Regions from separate parts of the Mus musculus genome. Here region 2 is linked to region 1. A link is a loop called in an ENCODE intact Hi-C map of the cell type or tissue named here. Cell type or tissue: left cerebral cortex. All regions are shown on one strand. Links, peaks and the distances in the headings refer to the core of each region. The heading gives the core; the rest is flanking DNA.

What was found. Peaks named below come from ENCODE experiments on the same cell type or tissue, not always from the same donor. Only the 100,000 strongest peaks of a DNase experiment are listed, where the experiment ranks them.
Region 2: a loop joins it to region 1, with 4 times the contacts of the local background. A loop is called at or near these places in 13 of 42 quality-filtered maps.

The regions. Positions count from the first base shown.
Region 1 is chr17:31,006,281-31,015,272 of GRCm38, forward strand. Umodl1 (uromodulin-like 1) reads left to right here. Exons shown (of 22, transcript NM_177465.4): 21 at 2,280-2,485; 22 at 3,524-4,430. The coding sequence ends at 2,461. Among named protein-coding and RNA genes, the nearest start is that of Abcg1, 47 kb to the right of the region's middle. In left cerebral cortex, for the core only: CTCF peaks have their summits at 5,432 (motif pointing right) and 7,561 (motif pointing right); a DNase peak (open chromatin) is centred at 5,465.
Region 2 is chr17:31,237,725-31,246,716 of GRCm38, forward strand. Ubash3a (ubiquitin associated and SH3 domain containing, A) reads left to right here. Exons shown (of 14, transcript NM_177823.4): 12 at 164-270; 13 at 1,452-1,561; 14 at 3,517-4,679. The coding sequence ends at 3,654. Among named protein-coding and RNA genes, the nearest start is that of Ubash3a, 34 kb to the left of the region's middle. In left cerebral cortex, for the core only: a CTCF peak has its summit at 5,277 (motif pointing left); no DNase peak of the experiment used is centred there.

The sequences.
Region 1 (8,992 bases), core at 532-8,531:
TACTGCACTTATAAAACTTCTCCCTGCTTCACGGACAGATGGAGTCTGACTTCAGGACCCACAAAGGTCATATTGTGATGTCTGGAGCCTCACATGAACAATCAGAGGCTCCATGCCAGGGGACACACTCAATGTGTCAAATTGCACAAGCGTTTCTGAGAGCTTGCTCTCTGTTTCAGGTTTACCTGCTTTGGGGCCAATCAGGAGACAGCTTGGCCTGCAGACACTACCCTGAGCCATGCTGGGTTAGTCACCTTGTCAGTGGTGATCAGGATCCAATTGGATAGGCAGCATTAGGGCAGGGGCTTTGTTCTCAAGGGCTGACAGTCTGGGCTGTCACAGTCTGTTCCACAGTTCCAACAGAGCCAGTCTCCTGCCTCTGCCTTAACATATTCAACTCGAATACCCTGACTCTTGCTGGGAAGAGCCTCTTCCTGGAGGTCCATGGAGGCTGGATTCTGGGGCCAGCTCTCTGTGTCCCTTGGAAGATGACTAACCAGGCAAGGGGGACCCACACTCCAGAGAAAGTTACATAGTTGCAGCTAGTGGGGTGGTATCCCACCCCAGCATGTCCAGGCAACAATGTTGCCTGTTTGAAGCTCTTTGTCTAAATGGCCCAAAGGGAACCTCAGGACCACCTTGGGCAACTGTGCTGATAGCAACACCTCTCAGGCCACCTCCTAGAAGACAGCACAGTGTCCACTGTAGGGCCTAGAAGTCCCATGGGGAAGGGAAATGGAATTTGAGTGCTAGAGGCTTCCCAGGCTCTTTCTTAGTCGGGCCTTTCAGGTGTACTAAAGGTGGAGGGGATGGGAAGGGTGAGCATAGCTGGGGTCCATCTGTGATCTCTGTTATTGATGACCTCGATAATGTGTCCCTCTCAGACACAAAGCATTTATGGGGCCAGGCCACTGGAGGGCAGGCCAGGGGCTGGCTGGAGGCTTAAATCTTTTTTTCTACAATGTGAGGCATGTGTGTGTGTCTCCAAATGAGGACATTAATGTCCTTCTCTGTCACTCTCTACCTTAGTCTCTTGAGGCAAGGTCACTCACTGCTCCTAGAGCTTTGAGGGCAGCCCGTCCCAGCCATCCTCCTGCCTCCACCCCTACAGTACTAGGAGTCCAGGTCTGTAGCCTTTATTTGGGTCCTGGGAATTTGAATTCGGGCCCTTATGCTTTTTCAGCAAGGGCTCTTTCCCCCTGAGCTGTCTCTCCCAGCCCTGACAGGATGGGAGTATCCATCCTGTCCCACATCCGCCTCTTCCTTGGGCTCCAGCACTAACAGCCTTCTGCCTATCTCTGCTTTGCCTGTTCCAGAGAGTTCTTATGAATGGGTCTCACTAACCATGGTCCCTCTGTGACTCCCTTACACACTCTCCTACATGGCAGTGTGACATCAGAGCTCCTTTTGGTGGCTTGATAATATTCCATTGTATAAGCTGGACACAATGGGGCTCTTGCCCATAGCCCTATCACATGGATGACCAAGGCAGGAGGATTGCTGAGACTGATGTTATACAGTGATATCCCAGGCCAGCTTGTGCTACAATGTGAGGCTGTATCTCAAAAAACCAACCGAATGGGTAAAACCGAACAAACCAGTCCGTTGTGTATCCTGGTCACAGCTGGCCCGTCCATTCGCATACTGATGGATGTTGGGGCCATGTTTCACTCCTTCTGACTACACTGTTCTGATCGTGGCATTCAAACAACCATTAAAAGATCCCCCCCCCCTCCATTCTCTGGGGTCTACAATCTCCCGGACTTGGCTGTTAATCTGGCTTGGGGCAGGTCCTGGCCTCTGATGTGGGTGGTAACCCCATACACACTCCGTACCCCAACCCCCATGTTTCCCCATGAGGAGCTGACTGGCTCTCTAGCTGCGAGGGGACCACAGAGCTCTACCTCTGGGTAGACCCTTGCATGCTGAGCTGCTCTCGTTGGATGGGGGTCCCGTGCCTCCCTTGCTGATCCGCACATACATGCAGGCCTTTGCCTTGAGGGCCTCAAACCAAATTCCAAGCAAGCTGCTCAGAAATTGGGATTGAGCACCTTAGATCCCCTGCACCCCACCCATCTACCCCTACCCCCACCCCCACCCATCTACCCCTACCCCCACCCCCACCCATCTACCCCTACCCCCACCCCCACCCCCACCCCCACAATCTTTTGCTTCGCACTTTCTGGGCCAGGTGCCAACCATAGATGCATAATTCCCCTGACCCTGACACCTCTCTTACCCTGAAACCTCTCTTACCCTGGTACCTATCTCACCCACAGGTGCACAGGCATGTACAAAGCCAGTCCTGGGGACCGGTTACATCATTCTCCTAGCGGCAGCTGCACTTCTGGTAGTGGCAGGGGCCACAACCCTTCTGATCTTGCGTTACCAGAGAGTAAGGCAGAAATACAATCTTCGGATCCAGACCGACGACTTCAGCTACCAGGTGTTCTCTCAATAGAAGACCCAACTGACCAGGAGATGGGTAAGAGTGAGCATGTCTGATGCCACGTCCTGCCTCTATTGTCCCTGGAGATGGCAGAGTGGGCTTGGCAAATGGGGTAGATCTGTAACTGACAAACCTCTCCTTCCCCCAGAGTGGCTGAGAACTGTCAGAAAGGGAGCAGGGACCATTTGTAGGTCAGCAAAGAGTTCTGCCATTTACACCATGGTCTCAGGTAGCCAGCGGTGGTACAGTGACCCTGGTACCCAAAGATGGCTTCCAGCCTCATCTCCTATGTCCTCTGGGACAGTCCTTCATGACACAGGAATCCAGCTGGGTCCATTGTGCCACCACAATGCTCTGGCCAGCATTGATGAGTTAAATTGAAGGTCTTCGGTTGTGAAGTTGTCAGTCACTCTGGTGTTTAGGGGAGTCTAGTTTGCTCCCACAGAGGGCAGTGTCTGCATATAGACCACACACTTCCCCCTAGATGCTTCAAACTACCTCTTGCTGAAGTAAGAGACCTCACCCAGTGGCCATGCTACAAAATCACCAGAAAAGTCTGCCTGTGTTTGGAGCAGACAACTTAAGATTCTTTTTTATTCATTTATTTGAATGCTGTGTGTGTGTGTCAGGGGAGTGGGGATCAGAAGACCATATGCAGGAATCGGTTTTTCTCCTTCCACCATGCGGGGTCCAGGGATTGAACTCCAGTCATCGGGCTTAGTGACAAGTGCCTTTACCCGCTGAGCTAACTCACCAGATTCAGGGACACTTGCTTTTGGTTTGTTTTGTTTTTAAGATTTATTTTATCCATATGAATGCTCCATCTGCACACATGCCTGGTGCCTGGGGAAGTGGTGAGCTTCCATGTGGGTGCTGGGAATTGAACCCAGGTCCTTTACAAGGAAAGTGAGTGCTCTTAACCACTGAGTCAACTCTCCAGCTTCCATTTAAAAAAAAGCGCTTTAATTTCTGATTGGTGGATCTATGGCTGCAGAGTCTGAGGACATGGAGGGCCCCCTCTGTGAACTCCTTTCCCTCCTGTGGACTGATCCTGTAACTGCCTTCCTCACACAGAGCACCCTGTAAATAACATCCAGTGGCTAATTCATCGAACATTGACGGGAGTCCAACTCTGTATAGTGCCGTGCCAGCACTTGAGGACGAGACCCTTCGATGACAGCAAACCTCTGTCTGCCCCCAAGATCCTGAAGACACAGAGTACCACCCACCAGGCTGGTGATGGGCCTGCTGAAGCTGTGGGCAGAGCCCTGGAGTGGCCTTCATCCTCAAACCCAGCACAAACATGGCCCCACTTACCACAGCCTTCCAAGCTTTGACATCCAAGCTGCTCTGTGACTCCTGTTCTCTGACAATGACATCCTCACAGACATTTCCCATGATGCTCGTTCACGAATGGATCCCTCCGATAAACTCTCCGAGGGTGGTTTTCCATGAACAAACACTAACTCAGCTCTCCTTATCAGCATGAGTCTCATAGTTGCCTGGCAGTGACTCAGGACAACCTAGGTGAAACCGGAACGCTTTCTAACGAGTCGCAGTCATATGATGTGTATGTAACACCTCTTGCATGTTTCCCAGCACATCCATGGACATTTTTCATGTAATTCCATGGAGAGAAGGTGTGATTTTTTCCCCCCACTCTATCACAAGGAATCAGGGAAGAGGTGGGGGAGGTGCGTACCATGCTAACAGGTCCTCTACTTTGTTGATTTGAAAGATGGCCATTGGTTACATAGTTATCACCTGAGACAATAGTGTTCTCCCTAGGGAATATAAAAGCATAACAGGGTTGTAGCATTTAATTAATGTGCTTGCTTATGTTGAATGTGACTGTCACTTATACAGATCATCTGGGGGAAACGAGTCTTTCGATTTTTTGCATATTCTTGCGGGTAAGAATGACAACCGGGAGTCTGTGTGGCTAGCCACCTTTGAGCAATAAATTTTTCCTGGCACTGAAGTGGTTTGCCATGTTGCTTCCTCCCGTGTGGTTCAGTTCATGTAGCAGGCCATCCCTGGGCACTGATTCTTTGCCAGACACTCCAGGGAGATGCTGAGGTGGGGCTCCCCACCCCCCAACCCCACCTCTGTGTCATCTATCTCTTCTGACATCAGCCTGGCATCTTCCACTGACTATTATTGAGAAAAATAAAATCTCAGAAAACCCAGGTACTGAGCCCAAGACCAGGCAGCTCTCTCACACTTCGCCTCAGTCACACAGTCTCAATGACAGGCTGTGCCAGCTGTGAGGACAAACTTCAGGGTTCTGGAGACTCCAGTCCATAGATAGTCATGTCTCCTGTTGGTGGAGGAGGATGGCAGACATTTCCTCACAGAGCGCTCACCATGGCCTCTGGGGGGTGACTCTCACTTTATAGCTCAGGATCTGAACTTATCAGTTAGGCAAGTTTTATAAAGTATGTCAAGGAACCAGAATTAGAACCAAACCCATCCACTGTCAAATGGAACAACTGATCCATTGTAAAGTCTACCTCTACCTCCTGAGGAACAGGGTGGGGACGGGGGACCTCGTGGGTTTCAGAATATACCTGGGAAGTCCAGATGTTCCACAGAGTGGTCATCCTTTTCCTGCTGTGGTTCTGCCTGGGCCCCTGGAAGGCCTTACCTTGGCCCTGATCTTCCTGACACAGAATCTGTCTGGGTGTGAAATGAGACACAACAGAAATCGGATTGAGGTCCGGGTCTGATGGAGGAGGGTCTGTTTGTGCTAGAGGGTGTGGTGGAGGAAGGGCTGTTGGAGAAGGAAACCTGTTGGAGGTGGAGAGGCTGTTAAAAGAGGTCTGTGGGAGGTAGAAGGTCTAATGGGGGAAGATGTGATGGAGGAAAGGTCTGATAGAGGAGGGCCCCACAGAGATGAAGGTCTGATGAAAGTGTGCTCTGATGGGAGGTGGCTCTGACCCACTACCTGATCCAACCTGCAGCTCTCCAGTATTGCCACTAGATGGCGCGCTGAGCCAAGCCTGGATCCAGGGTAACATGAACCCTTGTGTTTTTGAAGCAAACAGGGCTCTGGCTTCTCTTCTTTGCTGGATTTGAGTCTCCTGCCCTTAAGCAAAGACGAATCTGAAGGTTTTCTGTAGGCACAGGGCCTTAGAGGTGACGCTAGGCTTTGAAAGTCAGTCGGCCCCCTGTAGTTCTCTTCATCACTCTGACTTACAGGAAGTGCAGGATGGCGTGTGTGGGGAAGGTGCAGCAGCAACATCCACTTCACAGCAACATCTGCTTTACTCAGACATTTTTGAGAAAACAGTCCCTTTCTTTCCCCCTCCCCTCTCCATTTAGGAGGAAAAGGTGGTTGGGGAAGATTGCTAGGGTTCTTTCATCTTTCTGTCAGGTGCACCAGGGGCGTCCAATCCAACCCTGGCCACAATGACTCTTCTTACTTAATCTGCAAAGTGAAATCGTGGCTGCTGCAAGCAGGAGCTTCCACCTCCAGGAGCCTTGGGCAGGCATGTGGGTATCAGGGCAGGAGCTGGGGCTGGAGCCTGAAATGGAAACTTAAGGGTTCTTTGAAAACTCTGTCGTGTTGGATGGTGTTTTTTTTTGTTGTTGTTGTTGCTGTTGTTTTTTGGGTTTTTTGTTGTTGTTTTTTGTTTTGCTGGGGCAAACACATGAAGGAATGTTTCGCTGAAGCAGACACAGAGGAAAGGATGTTCTGCTAAAGCAAGCACGTAAGAGGACACATGATGAAGGATTCTTTGCTAACGGCACACATGTATTGGTTCACCTTACATTGCAAAATTGAGCTGTATTTGTCGGGACTCCATAGAGAGAAATGCAGCAAAAAAAAAAAAAAAAAAAAAAAAAAAAAAAAAAAAAAAAAAAAAAAAAAAAACTTCTGGTGGTGTGCTGCGGTTTCTTGTTGCTTCCATGGACTCAGGCTGATTGGCAGAGTGATGTCAGCTAAGACAGACTCACGTACTGAGGCAAGACATAGGGAGGACCCGTGGAGACCCCGTGATGTTTGGAGGGAGCATCAAGAGATTCCAACAGACTATAATGGAGGCTGAGCTTGGCTGGCCTGTAGAGCTAGCTGGACAATGTCTGCTGGTCTCATGTCTTCTCTGATCTTCACTTCTCTGAGACGCTCAGCCAGAACTTTTCCTGGCATTCCTGTTGGCTCTGGTCCCTCCTGATGACTTGGGCAGAGACTGAGGTCTGGCTGTTTTGCTAGGTAGTGCTGTTGCCACTGCTAATTCGTGTTTGTTAACCCAACTCTACCAAACTGGACTGCTGGTGTATCCGTGAAGTGTATGCGAGTGGATCAAACTGCTGCTGCTGACCTGTGAAGTGAATACTGATTTCCTTACAATGCAGATGGGATTTGCTCCAAAGAACCATTTCTAAACAGGTCTACTCCCCCCACACACCCAATACCCTTTCTTTTCTGCTGCCTCTGGCAGATGATGGGCTAGAAGGGAGGTTAAAGCATTTAAGAACCATCATTAAAAGTAGGCTTAAAAGAAAACTAAAGTTATAGGAGCCCTGGCCGAGGATGTCACCAGAGCAGCTGGAGTGGCCTCTGGCTCCCCATGCTAAGTTTTGGAGCTGCTTCAGGTGAGGAAGTAGCCACTTGACTTTCCAGCAGTGCCTATAATCGAGTTAACCTTACAGAAGTCGCTGGCTTCCCCCTGGGAGCCCTCCTTTTTGCGCCTTTTTTTCTTTCTGTCTATTGAACTATCTAGATGCTTGCTATTGATCTCGGCTCCCAGCAGCCCATGGGATTTCTTGGCGATAAATCTTATTTCTAATGACACCCAGGTTCCCTAAGGAGCTGAGCAGCTATTATAGAAGTCAGATCCAGGGAATGGCTCATGGATCTCTTTCTCCAGAGTGGGCACCATTACTAATCCAGATTCACCAGAGCAGTATGGCTCCCCTCTGTGCAGGTATGTACGACCTGTCCCATCCCTTCCCACTGTCACTGATGGTCACAGAGATGCGTGTCCATTAAGCCACAAAGGGTCTTCCTCAGAGCAGAAGGACCGGAGTACTCTGGACTGTCTCAGATTTCAGTTCCTGTCTGGAAGTACACTCTAGCTGTCTTCAGACACACCAGAAGATGGCATCGGAGCCCATTACAGATGGTTGGGAATTGAACTCAGGATCTCTAGAAGAGCAGTCGGTGCTCTTAACTGCTGAGCCATCTCTCCAGCCTGCTAATTCAACTCTTGCTGGTAAAGAATGTACGAGATGGAGACCAGGAAAGAGGGGGCCACAAAATCAAAGTCGCCATCTCAGCTCTACCTTGTTCTGGCCACCAGTCTGGTGTTGACTGCTGCCCAATCAGGCATTTTTTTTTCCTCCCAGGAAGCTGCTGAGCACAAACATGTGCATGTGTGTGCTTATACACACGTACGTGCATGCACACACATACCACACACACACACACACACACACTTACACACACATGCACACGCACACAATCACAGACACGCATGCACACAAACACACCAGCACTCGCACATGCGCACGTGCATGCACACACACAAACACACACAAAGTGCACGCGCATGCGCACACACACATGCACATATGAAATAACCAACTTCTCGGGCTGGTGAGATGGCTCAGTGGGTAAGAGCACCCGACTGCTCTTCCGAAGATCCGAAGTTCAAATCCCAGCAACCACATGGTGGCTCACAACCACCCGTAATGAGATCTGATGCCCTCTTCTGGTGTGTCTGAAGACAGCTACAGTGTACTTACATATAATAAGTAAATAAATAAATAAATAAATAAACAAATAAATCTTTAAAAAAAAAAAAAAAAAAAAAAGAAATAACCAACTTCTCAAGAAAATATAGACTCCGCCAAGATTACTTTTCAGAGGTACTTCATTTTCCTTAAATAAGTTCAACTTAGGAGTATTTATTTATTTATTTATTTATCATACATCTGGGAATTTTCAAATCACATTCCAAGGGGCCCTTGTTGCATGTTTGACCAAACTCTGGCCAGGAAAGCCTCATCAACCATCCTGGTAATTAAATTCCCCTCAGACCTTTTTAAAACCAAGTTTACAAATTTAATTTAATCCATTTGTTTTGTGAAGCAACCTGGCTCCCCTACTCGGATACAGAAGGACCGTGGAAAGCTACTGGGTCTGTTGGTGTGTGTTGGTTTTGTTAGTGTGAGTGTGGGGTCCAGGGATGGACCTTGAGGTACTCTGAGCAATGGACAAGTGTCTGAGCCCCGGTCGCTCTGTGCATGGGTGGCTCCCGGGCGCTGGCACACACTCCAGTTCTGTCGATATGTGTTTCCCGCTTTTGACTTCCTGCTTCCTTTGACTCTGCACGACTAAGCCACAAGGAAGAGAGGCTGGGATAGGCTAGAACCAACAGGTAGCAGGAGCCATGGGCACTGTGAGTGGGGAGCCCTGCTATACCGCAGACATCACATTTTAAACACAGAGTCCACTGTGTGGCTTGGGGTTCCTGGACTCCCTGGCAGATGTTTCTCAAGTTCTCTATGGCCACAGCCTGACTCAGGGCTGGTTTC
Region 2 (8,992 bases), core at 532-8,531, 230 kb after region 1:
TGCCAGTGTGAGCACATCCAGGAGCCCCTGCTGGCTGTAAACCCACGAGCCCTGCCTGGCAGGCTCTTTAGAGGATCATGGTCCCACTCAGCTACTCCAGCATACCCTTGTTCACCAGGAGGCTCCAGAACAGCAGCCCATGTCTCTTTCTATCTTCTTTCAGGCCAGCATTGCCCCGCTGCTCCCTCATGCCAGCTGAGAGCTATGACCAGTACGTGGAGAGATGTGCCGTGAGCATGGGGCAGATCATCAACACATGCCCACAGGACAGTGAGTGTCCCGCAGGCTTGAGGAGGGCAGCCTCAGGCTTCCCTGGGATGGGATTGGCTGATTCTGGCCTGTTAGCGTCTCTACCTCTTCACTCCCATATTCTGGCCAAGACAGTACATCATCTCCACCATGACAGGGAGTGGATGCATATACACATACTCCATGTAGCCCATCTTAGTTAGGGTTTTACTGCTGTGAAGAGACACCATGACCAAGTCAACTCTTATAAAGGACAACATTGAACTGGGTTTCGAGGTTCAGACCATTATCATCAAGGCAGGAACATGGTAGTATCCAGGCAGGCATGGTACAGGAGGACCTAAGAGTTCTACATCTTCATCTGAAGGCTGCTAGGAGAAGACTGACTTCCAGGCAGCTAGGATGAGGGTCTTTAAGCTCATGCCCACACTGACATACCTACTCCAACAAGGCCACACCCATTCCAACTAGGCCACACCCACTCCAACTAGGCCACGTCTCCTAATAGTGCCACTCCCTGGGTCAAGCATATGCAAACAAACTATCTGGTGCTGAGCATGGATGGCCCTAGAACATCAGGGTCTTCACCAACTATGGGAACAAGAGAAGCCCAGAATGACAGAAGGATCAGGTAGCCAATGCCTAAGGAAAAGGAGGCTGAGCCATAGCCCTTCCACCCTAACCACCAGCCACGCTCCCAGCTCTCCTGGCTCCACACCATCAACCGCTGCCTCTCCCAGCTTCACTTTGTCCAGTGTGAGACACACACCGAGGTGCTGGATCCCATCATGTCATCTGAGGTGGCTCCCCAAGTCCCACTAACCCTTATCTAAAGCAGGCAGCATCTCAGGCTCACAGTGATAAGCCAGATAAAGTGATTGGCTCGGGTCTGGATAGCAGCCATCACACACCCACCTGTGGCTGACAGGACCTAGGCAGCCAGCCACAAGAGGATAGAGGCTCAGATCATCCGTATACCATCCTTGAAGCTGGCACACAGACACCACACCCTAGCCCTAGGCCCCACATCACAAGGTGGTGTGCTCTAAATCATGGCAAAAGACTGGGTCTTCCTACCCTTGCTACTTCCCACCCACCACCTCATAGGGGCACGGTAGCTGGACCCATAAGACATTGAAGAGGCTTATATGTTGCAAAGTGCTCTCTGGGCCTGCTCTGACCTTGAGGTGTTTTGTCTACAGTGGGCATTACACTCATCGTGAGCCACAGCTCAGCGCTCGACTCCTGCACAAGGCCACTCCTCGGGCTCCCACCCAGAGAATGTGGGGATTTCGCCCAACTGGTAAGAAAGGTATGTGACCCTCTTATACCTCTTTAACCTCCAAGTGAAGCAAGCGCTGGGTCATGCACTCTTTATAGAATGACAAGCATCCATCAAATCCAGGGCTGGCTATGTGAATGTGCCTACCTGCTCTCATGGAGGGCATACCTGCAGGAGCTGTGGGTAAACCTGTCACCCTAACACCTGAGTGGCAGTCTCCCCGGTTCTTTGCAGGCAGCAATGTCAAGAAGTTTCAGAGCTAGCCCATAGCCCATCTCCTGTGGCTCTAAGAGTATAAGGGTCCTGTGAAGAGTCAGGAGTCACTGTTTGAGTAAGAGAAGGCTAGACCCTGTGTGGTCCTGCCTTCCTCAGTGGGGCCTGGGAGCGGTACTGACAGATAGAAGGAACTTCCACCTACTCACCTTCTGAGTCATCTGTCAAAGGACAAATGGGAACTCACTGTAGCTATTTGTAGCATGACCAGGTGCTGGGCCAGTCTCATGAAAGACTCCAATGACAAACTGGTGACAAACATGCTTTGGTGGCACTTTGAGTGACCTATTGAATATACTCCAGCAGATCAGAGAGGGAGGTGGCCAGACCATGAATTATTCATCTTAGACTAGCTCTTTTCCCCTGGTGACCAGTTCTGTCTCTCTTCCTCATCAAGATAATTAACCAGTGATCCTGTACCCTGACTCTATTGGTATAGAAAATTACTGATAAGAGCTAGGCATGATGGAGCATGCTTGCTGTAATTGCAGCTACTCGGCAGGCTGAGGCAGGCTGACCTCATGAGCTTATGAGTTACGGGTTCTCTAAGCAACATAGGGAACCTCAGTTGAAGGAGAAAGGAGGTAAGAGAGAAGGAAAAGGGAAGAGGAGGAGGAGGAGGAAGATGAGAACAAGGACAAGAGAAAAAATGATTCCTATAAATTCTAAACTCTAGAACTTTCTTATGCTGACCACTTAAGAGTCTACATCAACCCCATTCCAAATTAGACAGCCCAGATCAGAAGTTTATCCAAGGGCTCTGCTGACAGATGATTGAAAGGACTGGTCCTTCTAATCAGGACCAGCATGCAGGACCCTGAGTATTCAAGGCTTTCCACTGACTAGCCCATTACACCCTCCTGGCAGTCCCTGTCTGCAGATAGGATGATTCTTTTCCCCCTGAGTCAGTGGTAGCATCTGCTTAGATTCCTCCCTGCATCTTGGGATGTTTGCAAATTTTGTCTAACCAAAGAATTCCTAGACGTTAAAAAGAGGGTGAGGCAGTACTGTTAAGAAAGGCATGTGGGGGGCTGGTGAGATGGCTCAGGGGTTAAGAGCACCAACTGCTCTTCCAAAGGTCCTGAGTTCAAATCCCAGCAACCACATGGTGGCTCAGAACCATCTGTAACAAAATCGGATGCCTCTTCTGGAGTGTCTGAAGACAGCTACAGTGTACTTACATATAATAAATAAATATTTAAAAAAAAGGCATGTGGACAGAGAAGCCTCAACACAAGGATCCAATGGGCTGGTCCATTTTACAGATGAAGGCACAGAGGTCCAACGTTTCACCTTGTGCTTTGTCCTATAGTCTAAACCCACAATCCTGAACCTTTCTGTGTTGCTGAGGCACAGGTAAGATAGCTTATAGCCAGTTGTCAGGGTCTCTCACCCTCCCACCCTCGTAGATATGTGGGCCTGGTAATTCTGTGGGAAAGGAAGACTGACCCATGGCTCCCAGAATGCTTAGCAGTCCCACTCCAAGTTGTAACGAATCTCTAGGTAACAATGTAACCCATTGTCGGGAGCATTGATCATCCCCAGGCGAAATTAAATGGTAAGTGCTGGCATTGGTTCCATGGCTCCCTGGCAGCCTGGGACCATTGGGTCCCCTCCACGACTGGGAGGCACATTTTCAGTGGGTTTAAGAAATGCTCCAACGTTGATTGACTTGTAACAGAATATTATAAACATACTAAACCCTCTTCCAGATTCCATCTCTGGGCATGTGCTTCTGTGAGGAAAACAGAGAGGACGGAAAGTGGGACCTGGTGAATCCGCCAGTAAAGACGCTGACACATGGGGCCAACTCGGTCTTTAACTGGAGAAACTGGATCTCAAGCAACTGAGGCAGCCCGAGCTTTCCAGGAAGAGGTGACTGCCCTATGCCAAGGCACAAGGGGCTGTGATAATGGTTACAAAGGCATCCAATGATTACAAAGTTATCCTAGCCTCTCGCCCAGTGTGACTGGAGGAAAGAACAAAACACACTCGATACTCAGGGGGAATAGCCATGGCTCAGACCTTCGTCACTGCCACCCATGGATCTGCTGTCCTGCCAGCCTCTGCAGAGGCCAGAGCAGAGGTCTGGATTAGGATACCACATTGCAACATGTGCACTGGTTTGGAGAGAACAGAGGAACTGCCTCACTTCCAGGAACTACAGACTCCCCGCACTTGAAGATGCCACCCATCTATTTTGTATGTTCTTAGGAGCCCTCCTTATTACTATAACCATCGCTCTTTAGGCAGGGCCATACCAGCTGAAAAGGGAGCAATGGTCAATGAAAAAAGTGGCCAGCCCACCAGATCAAAACCAGGACAGCAGCTGGCACCAGCACTTTAGGGGTTCCTTGCTGTTGCTCGGACACAGAGTTGGAGACAGTAGTGCTTGAAAGCCATGCAAAATTCCTAACGCACAGAGACAAAATGTGTGATTCTGGAGGTTAGCGGGGTCTGTGTTCCTCTACAGATTCTAGAGGACTCTTCCCCAGCCATTCCAGAATCCAGAGGCCTCTGTCCTTCCTGGCATCCTATTTATTATATTATATTCCTGGCATCTACTACCTTATGATTCTATTCAAATCAATCAGTTTGGGGAAATTCTAAGGCACGGTCACATAGCCCCTGCCTTGAGCCTCCTGTCTCAAAGACGCCATGACAAATTGTGCTCAGTAGCCTAGGATCTTCTCTCATCTTAAGATCCTTGGCAACTAAGCCTGCAAAGTCCCTTAGCCACAGGGGTCACTTGTTCATGGTCCCGGAAGTTAGGATGTGTCTTAGAAGGCCATCCTCCAGCCTACCTCAGCCTCTGTTCTTCCAAGCACATTATGGCCGTTGTACCAGGGTCTAGACATAAAGATCTGTGCCTCCTACACACACTTCGCTCAGGTCGTTTTCTGGCTCCTCCTTTTCTCTCTTCTCAATGAGCAGGAAGGGATGGGGGCTTTGTGAGTGGAAGGAGGGAGCCCCTTGCCTTAATAGGAAGGGGTGGCAGCACTGTCACAGCGGGGAAGGCCGTTCCTAAGACCTGGACTGAGAGAATGTGTAAGCACTGTATGTAAACTCAGCACGAGCTCTGGCTTGGGAACCTCTGATCCAGTGGTAAGTGGGATTCTCTGCATAGTGTCCTTCCACCTCACCCTACAGAGGCCATCCTGTCCCCAAGTGGCCGACACTGCACAAGTGAATTACACTCAGTCATCCCCACACCATGCTTAAAAAGTGGGTGGGGGGGTGTTCTTCTTTCCCAGCCCCCTTTTGCAAAATTGTGGTTACTTTTTACAAATTTGTGCTCTGGGCTGCAGCCCAAGGCAGGAAGGACCTGGAAAGCAGGAGGGAGGAGGTGAGGGAAGGGGTAAGGAAGGGAGGGAGGGAGAAATTAGGGTAGGGAGTCTTGGGGGGGGGGGCTTATGTTTCTGAGCTCGTCTGACCCCTGCTGGTGACATTTGGAAGGACACCTTCCTCTGGGCACTGCCCTGGCCCACCTCCCAACCCACAGTCTTTGATCTTTTCACTTGAGTTTTTAAAGTAAGATTTTGATTGACACATGTCCTGGGCAGAGCTACATTCTTTCTTCTCAAGTTCAACCAGTAGACAGTTCTGCAGGGTTCAGAGGTGGAAACAAAGACAAATGATCCTATTGGTGGATGGGCCAAAAGCTCAAGGCACTCTTCCACCCCACCCTAGAACCTGGGGAAGTCTGGGAAGAGACTTGGGGGCTGAGCCACCTGAAAAGCTATTTGAGAGTCACCACTGTGGGCTGAATCAGTTCATCGGTCACACAGAAGTCTTGATCCCAGTACTCCAGTGTGAGACTGTATTTGGAGATAGGATTGTTTAAAAAAAAGAAGAAGAAGAAGAAGTGCATGTGAGACACACATAGACAGAGAGAAAGAGAAAGAGAGACAGAGAGAAAGAGAGAGACAGACAGACAGAATATATGTAAGCACTCTATGTGTGCAGGCTACAGGGAATAAGTGGTTGTCAGACACTACCTACCTTTACATAGTGTCTTAGCTACATTTCTATTCTTGTGACAAAACATGATAACTAAGGCAGTTTTGAAAGCATTTAATTGGGCATGCAGCTTCAGAGGGCTAGAGTCCATGATGGTAGAGCGGAGGCATCACAACAGGGATAGTTGAGAGTTCACATCTTGATCCACCCACCATGACACACCTCTTCAATCTCCTAGGCCCTCCCAAACTCCTAGGTCCACCAACTGCGGACCAAGTGTTCAAACATATGAGCCTACCAGGGTTGGAGAAAGGGATGTGGCATTCTCATTCAAACCACTACATTTAGTGTGGTGGTTTGAATATGCTTGGCCCAGGGAGGTGCACTATTAGGAGGTGTGGCCTTGTTGAAGGAAGTGTATCACTGTGCTGGTAAGAAATGAGACCCTCTCCCCAGCCACGTGGGACCCAGTCTTCTAGCTGCTTTTGAAACAAGAAGTAGAACTCTCAGCAACTCCAGCACCATATCTGCCTAGACATTGCCATGATCCGACCTTGATAATAGATTGAATCTCTGAACCTGTAAACCAGCCCCAATTAAATGTTGTCTCTTATAAGAGTTGCCATGGTCATGGTATCTCTTCACAGCAATAAGACCCTAACTAAGGTGCTTAGGTTTTGGATGCTGAAGTCAGGAGGCCAGCCTTGAGCACCAAGCATCTTTATCTTCTGAGCCATCTTTGTTGGCCTGGAGTCAGGACCTTGAAAAAAGGTACCTGGAGCCAGCGTGGTAGTGCACACCTTTAATCCCAGCACTCAGGAGGCAGAGGCAGGCAGATTTCTGAGCTCGAGGCCAGCCTGGTCTACAAAGTAAGTTCCAGGACAGCCAGGGCTACACAGAGAAACCCTGTCTCGAAAAAACCAAAAAAGGGTCCTCATAGCTTCATATATTTGAAAGCTTGGTCATCTGGGACCGGAGGGATTAGGAGGTGTGGCCTGGTTGGAGTAGGTGTGACCCTGTGTATGGGCTTTAGGCTTTCAGAAGCTGAAGCCAGGCCCAGTGGCTTTCTCTCTTCCTACTGCCTTCAGATCCAGAGGTAGAATGCTCCAGCACCATGTCTGCCGTGTGTCACCATGCTTCCTGCCTTGAGGATAACAGACTAAACTCTGCAACTGTAAGCAAGTCCCAATTGAATGCTTTCTTTTTTAAAAAGCTGCCATGATCATGGTGTCCCCTTTACAGCAATAGAACACTGACTGAGACACACATACCGAGAAGCAAGCCTGTGACGACATATCAGAAGACACCTTCTGGGCTGGTGAGATGGCTCAGTGGGTAAGAGCACCGACTGCTCTTCCGAAGGTCTGAAGTTCAAATCCCAGCAACCACATGGTGGCTCACAACCACCGTAATGAGATCTAATGCCCTCTTCTGGTGCGTCTGAAGACAGCTACAGTGTACATATAATAAATAAATAAATCTTAAAAAAAAAAAAAAGAAGACACCTTCTACAAGTCAAGGAGAGAGGGCTCAGGAGGAAGCAGGCTGGGTGGTACCTCCATGGAGAATTTCCTTTGAATCAAGCATCTAGTCCATGTACATTGTATGCCAGTGCATGCAAGAGCACTCAAAGTCTCCCACCCAGGAGTTGAACACTAGGCAGGCTATACAGCTCCATATGAAGTGCCAATGGCCAGACCTGTCTACATATCGTGCATACGATCTGCACTGCATGGAGGATACACGCCAGGTGTAAGCAAAGATGACTTCATTCTTTGTAAAGGTTTTGTGCATCCTAAGATCTCGGTTTGTACAAGGATCCAGAAGCCAATCCACAGGGAACACCAGGGAACCATTACTGAGGGTACAGAACAGACACTGGAGTCAGGGAAACTTGGAGGGCTCCCGACTGGAGCAAAGGTTATTCTGAGAACAGGAAGTGGTTGTATCTGACCAAATGGTCTTCTACGATCACTAAGAATAGACCTGTCAACGTCAGATATCTCTGAGTCAAGCTCAGAGGCCCAGAGCCTGGCCCTCACCACACTCTGTGGGCTGTTGAGTGGTGATCAGCCCACCCAGGGATGGAACTGTCTTCTCCAGCTGCAGTAACAGTTCCGTTACCCTTCATGGGGCAGCTGGATTACCCAGAGCTTTCTAGAATGCCTCGTAGCCCCATGGACAGGTGTGCCAAGTCTAGCATGACTAACCAAATGCCAGTTCACAGCATCAACTCCCTGGAGGGAGAAGGCTATCACTACCTGGGATTTGAGAAAATTGACTAAAATAGATTTTCTATATCCTGAAATGCAAGAAAATCATATTAACAAAAATGTAAAATAGCAATTTTGTTGGAGTCAGAAATTCAGGGTATTTAAAAAAAAGAAAGAAAGAAAGAAAGAAAAAATAAGAGACATTCAGAAATGACTCCTGAAAAGACACAGAGTCCAAGAATGGTTTTTGTGAACTCTGGTTTCCTGGAGGAATATAATGAAACGAAATGAAAATGTCATGAAGGAACCCATTATATTGGAGACTGAAAGTAAAAAAAAAAAAAAAAGAAAAAAGAAAAGAAAAGAAAAGAAAAGAAAAGAATATTAGGTAAAATCAGGTCCCACATTCAAGGCATGGGGCTGTCTTCCCACTGTGAATAATTGGAACCTAGCCCCAAAACACGGGCAAATTACTGAGATGGACAACAGTCAATGGAAGATGGCAGCTTCTGAAGATGCAAGGCCCTGAAATCCACAGGCACACCTCATGCTATTACAGGTCCACTCTGCCGTAAAGCAAATGCTGCAATAAAGTGAACCCCATAAAATCTCTGGTCTCCCGGTGAGCATACAAGTTACACCACACTGCTCTCTGATAAGTATGTGATAGGGAAATGTTTTAAAATACAATGTATAGACCTTAATTTAAAATATTGCTGAAGCCGGGCAGTGGTGGCACACACCTTTAATCCCAGCACTCGGGAGGCAGAGGCAGGCGGATTTCTGAGTTTGAGGCCAGTCTGGTCTACAGAGTGAGTTCCAGGCCAGCCAGGGCTACACAGAGAAACCCTGTCTCGAAAAACAAACGAGCATATATATGTATTTTGTGTGTGTGTGTGTGTATATATATATATATATATATATATATATATATATATATCTGAAAAGGAAACCGGTAACAACCATCATAGCTATTGGGAAAATGGTGTGAGTAGATTTCAATGGATTTGCCTGT